Linked DNA regions of Mus musculus: all the other regions are linked to region 2. The links are chromatin loops, found by intact Hi-C in ENCODE. Cell type or tissue: gastrocnemius. All regions are shown on one strand. Region 1 overlaps Kcnj10 (potassium inwardly-rectifying channel, subfamily J, member 10). Region 2 overlaps Copa (coatomer protein complex subunit alpha). Region 3 has its middle 8.2 kb from the start of Nhlh1.

Region 1 (2,500 bases), 240 kb before region 2:
TGGCATCTCAGAGAACCCGCTGTCCCTGGCTGAAAAGGGAGGATGACCCCGTCCGTGGCACACGACCTCCTTGTGTACCTCTCAATCTCCCACATCACCTTCAGCACACTTCCTCCCTGATTTGTGTGGTCCAGACATGGTATCTGCTCTTAGCTGTTGTCTGCGTCTACAGAACTGCACATCCTGAGCTCTTCAGTAAACTAGTCCTTTGTGAGGACTTGGCACCGTGTAGAGTTCAACTGAGGACAGAGCTGTACCACTGCCTCCTCATTAGTCTCAGCTCCAATGGTCCGGAGAGTCTCCAAACCTGGCCCCGTGTGAATCTTCACCTCGGGACATTTGCTTGGAGTCGTTAACCCATCTTCCTTTGCCTCAATGGAAAAGTCAGAAAAGTCAACTAACAGAATGATTTAGCAGGAAACACTGAATAGGAAAAACTCCATTCCCCCTAAGACACCCCCCGAGAGAGGGAGAAGGATCTTATGTAGTTCAGGCTGTCCTTGAACTCATAATGCGGCTAAAGATGACTCTTGCCTCTATCACCCAAATGCCAGGGTTGCAGTTGAGCAGAATCCACTAATGTGGTGTTTGGGGGATTTGTGCATGCCGGGCAAGCACTCTATCCACTAAGCAAGAGCCCGTCTTATATTTTCTATCAGTAAGATATGAGACACTGGAACCGTTCCCAGGGACACTGGGGGAAAGCTAAAGTCTAGGTTGAGTTAGGAAGAAACTGGATGCTAAGCAACATATCTGTTCTAGATCTCTCCTTTGTGGGTCGCCTCTGCCTTAGATCTCAAATCAGTCACAGTCTAACCTTGAACTCCATAGATTCTAGTCCAACTTCTGTTTAATGCTATTGATTGAAGTAATAAAACTTATTTATGTATCAGATAAACCCCCCATCTCAGAGATGGGAGAGAACTTCAAAACTACAAACTTCAAGTTTGGCCTTGACCTACCATTCTCCTAGGCTGCAGGTTTAAGTCCTGGCCACCAGGGGGCAGGGCTCCCTAGTCTGGCAGGGTGCCCTCAGCGTCTCCTACCCTCTACCCACACACTAACCCACTCCTTTTGCAGCTAGGTTGGACTACATGTAACTGCAAATTAAAAATTAAACAGATCACAGAGCATCTATAGGAAATGGTTCAATAACACTAGCAATTCAAGTAATAGTAGCAACCACCTCAGGAGAGCAGAAAATTTGCCTTCGGGGAAGCACCTACACAACTTTAGACCGCTTCTGTTTGATCCATGCAGCCACTCTGGGCCAACCGGGAAGTTCTCTCCAAGGTCGGAGATGTGTTCCGTTTGTTAACTCTAAGGGCGTTTTCTCAGTTCTCAAGCCCAGCATTGGAGACTGATGACAGGTGGTCCCTTCCTGACACACTCTTTGGAATGTTGTTGTTGTTGTTGGCTGTTTGTTTGCTGCTTCAATTGCATGAAGTGTGGTAGAAACCCTGACCTGTAGCGCTACTAGGCTTTAAGAGTCTAGGCAAATCACTAGAGTTTCTGAGCTTCCTTGCCCCTTCATCTGCAAAAGGGGGGCTAACGACATGGAGGTCACGAACATACAAGCTCTTCATGAGTTCCGGAGGGCTAGAGATGCAGTCTTGTTTCTCACTGACATCTCACTTCCTAGGTTCCCTCTGCCTCTCTTTTTAAAAGCTTATTACGTTTATTTATCTGGGTGCTGTAGCACACCTGTGGACATCAGAGAACAACTTGTAAGGGTCAGTTCGTTCTCTCTCCCCCATGCAGTTCCTCAGGTATCCAGGCCTGGCTGCAGGCTCCGGTCCCCACTAAGCCAGCTCACCAGCCTTCGTGTGTTTTCCTCTTGTTCAGAGACTTGTCATCCGTTCACTCAGTGCCCAGGCTGGATATCTGGTCTCTCTTGCTCCCCAGCCCATTGGTCACCAGGTCTTATCAATTCTGCCTTTCTGTGAATCTCCCCATTTTCTGAGGTCCCCATCATTCAATCTTGTGTTCTCTTTCTCCTGAAATGGTACAGCGACTCCCCGTTCCTCCTACGCAGACTCTCCTCCCCACCCCCACCCCCACCCCACAGCTACCTCAGAGCTCCACAGCCCAGCCTGGTCCATCATTCAGCACGGGCTTGAGATTGTTCAATGAATTATTTGAACTTTCATGACAAAACTGCTTGACATGGTACCCGGAATCCTCCACCGCCATCTGCCCCGCCTCTCTCTGGAAGCTTCTCCTTCTCCCTGGGCTCCTGTTTCTGCCATGGAGAACACTGCCGACCCTCCCCCACTTGTCTCCTCACCTGTTCCCCTGCAGCTCTCTCCATGGAAAGCCACCTCTGCCCCAACTCTCTCCCACACCCCTCTTCGCTCTAAAATCTTTTCACCCCTCAAGGCCCCTCCCTAGTCCTAGTGGTCTCTCTGCCCCAGGCTGCTCCAGGCTCCCAGGCAGAAATATTTAGACTCCTACTGTGCTCCAGAGACATTGCGCCACAGCTTTTCAAAGTCAGAGACTT
Region 2 (2,500 bases):
GAGGGAGGGAGGGAGGGAGGGAGGGAGGAAGGAAGGAAGGAAGGAAGGAAGGAAGATTTTATTTAAGAGTACAGAAAGCAACACAATCTCCGATACAAGGTGTAAGTATATGCTGGGCATGATGGCCTATTTCTATAATCCCAGCACACAGGAACAGGAGGATCTCAAGTTCTAGGACAGCCTGAGTTTATACTGAGACAGTCTCAAAAACCAGGACATGACAACGCAAGTAACTATGCTGTGAGAATACAGGTTCCATCCTCTGCACAGGACATATGTGAAAAAAATGACAAGGCCACTGTGCTGGTTGTACTGCTACACCCCAGAGCTCAGAAGGCAGACGCAGGAGGTTCAGGAGTTTGAGGGCCAGTTTGGGCTACACAGTGAAATCTTTCTCTTTCTCCAACATGGTTCCACTGCTCTAAAGCCACAATTCTGTCCACATCTGGGGATTAGATTATCAGGATTGGGCCCCAGAAAGAGTTGAGACAGGTTTCTAGTGCCCAAGGAGAATGTTTTTGGGTGGAATAGATACTGGAATATGAGTGAAAAGTATCAGAGGACAAGATGGGTCACCTGAAGCTTAAGGATAGGTGCATCACCTGCAAGGGCACTGGAGCTACTCTGGGTTGTAGCGCCACAGTAGAAGGGCCAGCAAGCCCAACACAAATGTCAAGTTAAAAATTAAATCAAGCTGGCTGTGGTGGTGCACACTGTTAATCCCAGCACTTGGGAGACAGACAGAGGCAGGCAAATTTCTGTGAGTTCAAGGATAGCCTAGTCTACACAGTGAGTTCCAGGACAGCCAGGGCCACAGGGGGGGAAAAAATGAAATCATAACTTGGACAATGTATTTTTCTTCTCTGTATTGCTCTCTCAGTACTAAAATACAGTCAGGTCAACTATAGGATCTACTCCATTTAAACATCTATATAGAGTATTTTAGAATGCCATATCTGAATAAATTATTACTTTGGTTTCAAGGGAAAAAAGATGCCCCAAGGTCAGTAAGTAACCAGAGGGCAGAACACTCTATTAGCTTTCTTGGGTTCAGTGCTGTATGTACATTGTTTCAGGGAGAAAGATATTGGCTTCTGCATCTTCCATTTAAGATCTGGTTCCCCTCAAGTCACTGATGGAATTCCCCTGTACCTGCTGAGCTACTTCAGGCTTGGGCCCAAGTTCCAGCAGGCGTCGGGCAAAGGTGGCAGCTGTCTTGAAGTTCTTGAGCTTGAAGAAAAGGTTGAGGGCTGTCCGCAGCACCAAGATCATATGCACAGGCTGCAGATTTGAGTGTGTGAAGTAGGCTGCCATCTAGTGGACAGAAAGGAACACAAAGCAGGCTGAAGTTCAGCTGTTGTTTATTAACAGCCACACAATTATAAAAAAAACCAAAACAATACAAAGCCAACACAACTATCTATAAGACAGATTAGCTCTTCCTCTTAAACTACAAGAACTCATGAGTGAGGACGACAGCGGAGAAATGGAACACCTCGTCACGGAGATGACCTCCAATTTCTCTTCCTCCCCAAAGCCAAGAAACTTCCAAACCAAACAATTTTAGCCGGAACTGAAGGTTATGAGGATGTGCCCACGTGGTGCTGGTCTCCCCATCTTACCTCACAGATGCGCTTCTGCTGGTCTAGGGTCTCCTTAGGTAGCTTCTTCCTTTCTATCTCCATGCACAAACCCACAATGTATTCACGGCAAATGGTGATGAGCTGCTGGGCCTGAAGAGGTTGCAGAGGACAGTCACGACATAGACAAGACTATGGAGGTGGCCAGGATCGAGTAAGTGGCTAGACTCCTCCTACCTCTGCAATCTCCTGTTTATTGTCCACAACAAGAAGAGGCACACTGAGTAGGATGGAACGGAATTTTTCCACAGCTTCCTCAAACTTGCCAACTGTGGTGAGCTGATAACACAGTTGCAAACGTTGGATCAGGTCATTAAGCTTTAGGCCTACAGCTGGTACTCCATTCTTTAGCCCTGCATCCTTCCTGGAAAGGGAAAATTATGAAGAAAGAAGAATAGTCAATAGCAAACTAGGATTCCGTTCTGTTCTTATCAAACACAGTCACCAACCCACTACTGTGGGAATAACTGGAAATAGGATGGCAGCTGGTATAAACCAAACCCCATGTCACTGTGGCTATCATCTGAAATATCCACTCTACTGAAACACACAGCAGAGAGCAAGGGGACTTACCAATTGCGATTAGGGTAACTATACATGGAGGGCAAGCAGGGCAGCGCTTGATAGGTGGTGCGGCCTCGGGCATATGTCTGTAGGAACAGTTGCTTATAGGGGCCAAACTGGATTACTCCCACCTGATCATGGAGAAGCTAGAACACAAGAAAAAAAGAAACATAGGGATTTGTTTTCTACCAAGTAAAAATTAAATCAAACTTGGGCAAGGTATTTTACTTCTCTGTATTGCTTTCTCAGTACTAAAATATAGTCAACTACAGGATCTACTCCATTTAAACACCTAT
Region 3 (2,500 bases), 71 kb after region 2:
CCTCAGAAACACCCAGTCTAACAAAAAGGAATTCAAGTAGAGGGGCTGGAAAAATCCAGTCTGTAGAGAGACACTTAGAGCACATTCCCACTTCAGGTGAAACACTCTGGCTGGAGACCCTGGGAGAGCCTCTCCTGGCTTTGCTTGTAAAATGGCTGAAGGTAAAGGCTGTGGGGAGAAGATGCAGAGATGTCCTCCGGTGCTTCAGATATGACTACTGCATGCCATCAGCAAGAGGGGTTTAGATCAGGGCTGGGAAGGAACTCCCAAGATTCCATGTCTGCTTCCTTGTGTGTGAGTTAAATGAAATATTTTATGCCCAGAGCCTGGTGAGAGCGTGGGCTGAACTGAGACCAGGGAAATCTGAGAACTCCAAGAGACTAATGTCCGAAGGACCCCGGAAGATCACCAGGTCCAGTTTTTTCCTCCCTGCCTCCTTACCTTTCTTCCTGCCTGCCTTCCTTCTTTAACTTATAACAAACCTCAAGGCCAGGTATCTCTATGTAGCTCGGGTTAGCCTCTGACTGGCCATCCCTCTGCCTCAGTCTCCCCAGTGCTAGAATTACAAGGGTACACGACTGTATCTGCCCAACAACTTCAACTGTTTATTTATTTACTTATTTTGAGACAAAGTCACATTAACTAGCCCAGGCTGGCCTTTAGCCTGCCATCCACCTGTTTCTGCCTCCCGAAAGCTTGGATGACAGGTGTGTGCCACCATGTCTGCTAACATCCTTTGTTTCAAAGACAAGTGCCTATATTGAGAAAGGTACCGTGACTTCCTATGATGATAGTCTGGGATTATAACCCAAGCCCCAGGGGCTGGGGTGTGATTCCAAGTATGAGCACTATGCCTTGTGCTCAGGGAGCACCTCGTGGTCCCTCCCAGGCTGGAGAGCGGAAGGGTCAGGGGCCCCTCCCCTCCCAGGTCCCTCAGGGCCTGAGGATGGCGAGAGGGGACCGCTGCAGCTGTTCTGCTGCTAACTCCAAATTTCTTCAGATAATCAATTGGCCTCGGCTGCCGGCTGCCGCTCTGCTCTGCGTGGCAGGACAGGGAAGGAGAAAGAGAGGGAGGAGAGCATAGGAGATTGGAGGAGGGGCACACGGGGGTGGGGGGGGGAAGAGTGTGACATACAAAGTGGAGTGGTGAGGGAGATGGCAGTCTCTGGGCTGAGGGAAGGAGAGAAAAGTGGGGGCTGCAGAGCTAACGGGCAGGGAGAAAGGAAAGGGACAGAACACCACGGTTCATCTCACACTGTTCCAGAACCAGCTCCTGGGCTCGAAAGTAGGGTGTGGTGACTCCTGGATTCCCAGGACCAGGGAGGCGGAGACAAGAGAAGCCCCCCCCCCCAAATTTGAAGCCCAGGCTTGGTTATATAGAGAGTTCTGGGCCAACCAGGGTTACATAGCAAGATCCTCTCTCAAAAACCCAAAGAAGAAACAAAATGAAAGAAGACAGAAACAGGAAAACAAAACCCAGATCCAGAGGCAGCGGGTTGTGAGCAGAGTGTGTGTGTGTGGTGCCGTGGGAGGGTAGGTTATGAAGGACCCAGGAGGGGGACAATCTGACTCGGCACCCCTCTTTCCTCTTCTAGCTCCCACGCACAGCATGCCCCTCTTTCGGCTGTTCATGCCCCGGTGACCACAGGCCCCTGATTTTCTAAGTCCTGTGTCTGCTATAATAATTGCTCCCCTGCCCTCTGTCTCAGAAAGCCCTTAAGTCAGTGACAGCAGAAGGCAAGACCCCAAGGGCTTCATAATGGGGTCTCTGAGCCAGCCCTTCCTTCTCTCTCTCTCCCTCTCCCTCTCCCTCTCCCTCTCTCTCTCTCCCTCTCTCTCTCTCTCTCTCTCTCTCTCTCTCACTCACACACACACACACACACACACACTGTGCTGTAGACTGGCAGACATATGGCTCCTTTGTGCCCACACAATGAGGGTCCTGTTTGTGCCCCTTTACAGCCTGGGCATAGAATGCCGGTGCTTCTCTCTCAGCTCCCCCCACCCCTTCCTTCTCAATGCCCGGAGGAGGGCTTGCCTTCCCTGCCTCCTCCTCTTCCTCTTCCTGGAAGGCCCATCCTTTATCTTCCTGCTTCTTTCTAAAGACCTTGTCTGTGCTCTCAAGTTAGACCGGGTGGAAGGCGAGAGCTAACAAGAGAGTCACCTCTACAGATCATTAACACAGAAGAACACAGAAACCCATGGGCCTGTAAGACTGGGAGGTGTGGAGTAGGGGGAGAAGCAGGCCAGGCAGCAGGCAGCAGCAGCAGTGCTGTGCTAGAGGGGAAAGCCCAGCCCATGCGTGGTAGCCAAAGGCCTGGTGGTGATCCAGTTCCCTTCCCTCGTCCCTCTACTCCTCCCTCGAACCCTCCCCCTCTCTCTCTTCTTCCCTCCATCCCTCCCTTGGTCCCTCTCTCCCCCTTCCCCCTCCTCTTCCTATTAGTATTTTTGAAACAGAGCCTCTCACTATTCAGCCCAGGCTGACCTTGAATTTGCTGCA

The links. Peaks named below come from ENCODE experiments on the same cell type or tissue, not always from the same donor. Only the 100,000 strongest peaks of a DNase experiment are listed, where the experiment ranks them.
Region 1: it touches region 2 in a loop (11-fold over the local background); 2 of 42 quality-filtered maps call a loop at or near these places.
Region 3: it touches region 2 in a loop (2.0-fold over the local background); 8 of 42 quality-filtered maps call a loop at or near these places.

The regions. Positions count from the first base shown.
Region 1 is chr1:172,356,257-172,358,756 of GRCm38, reverse strand. The region is part of intron 1 of Kcnj10 (potassium inwardly-rectifying channel, subfamily J, member 10); the gene reads right to left. Among named protein-coding and RNA genes, the nearest start is that of Kcnj10, 16 kb to the right of the region's middle. In gastrocnemius, no CTCF peak of the experiment used is centred here; DNase peaks (open chromatin) are centred at 184 and 1,017.
Region 2 is chr1:172,118,691-172,121,190 of GRCm38, reverse strand. It overlaps Copa (coatomer protein complex subunit alpha), which reads right to left. Exons shown (of 33, transcript NM_009938.4): 28 at 2,214-2,350; 29 at 1,818-2,004; 30 at 1,623-1,733; 31 at 1,153-1,314. Among named protein-coding and RNA genes, the nearest start is that of Pex19, 6.8 kb to the left of the region's middle. In gastrocnemius, a CTCF peak has its summit at 1,319 (motif pointing left); a DNase peak (open chromatin) is centred at 1,265.
Region 3 is chr1:172,048,101-172,050,600 of GRCm38, reverse strand. No RefSeq gene overlaps it. Among named protein-coding and RNA genes, the nearest start is that of Nhlh1, 8.2 kb to the left of the region's middle. In gastrocnemius, no CTCF peak of the experiment used is centred here; DNase peaks (open chromatin) are centred at 1,020 and 2,264; H3K4me3 peaks cover 1,058 bases; H3K27ac peaks cover 795 bases.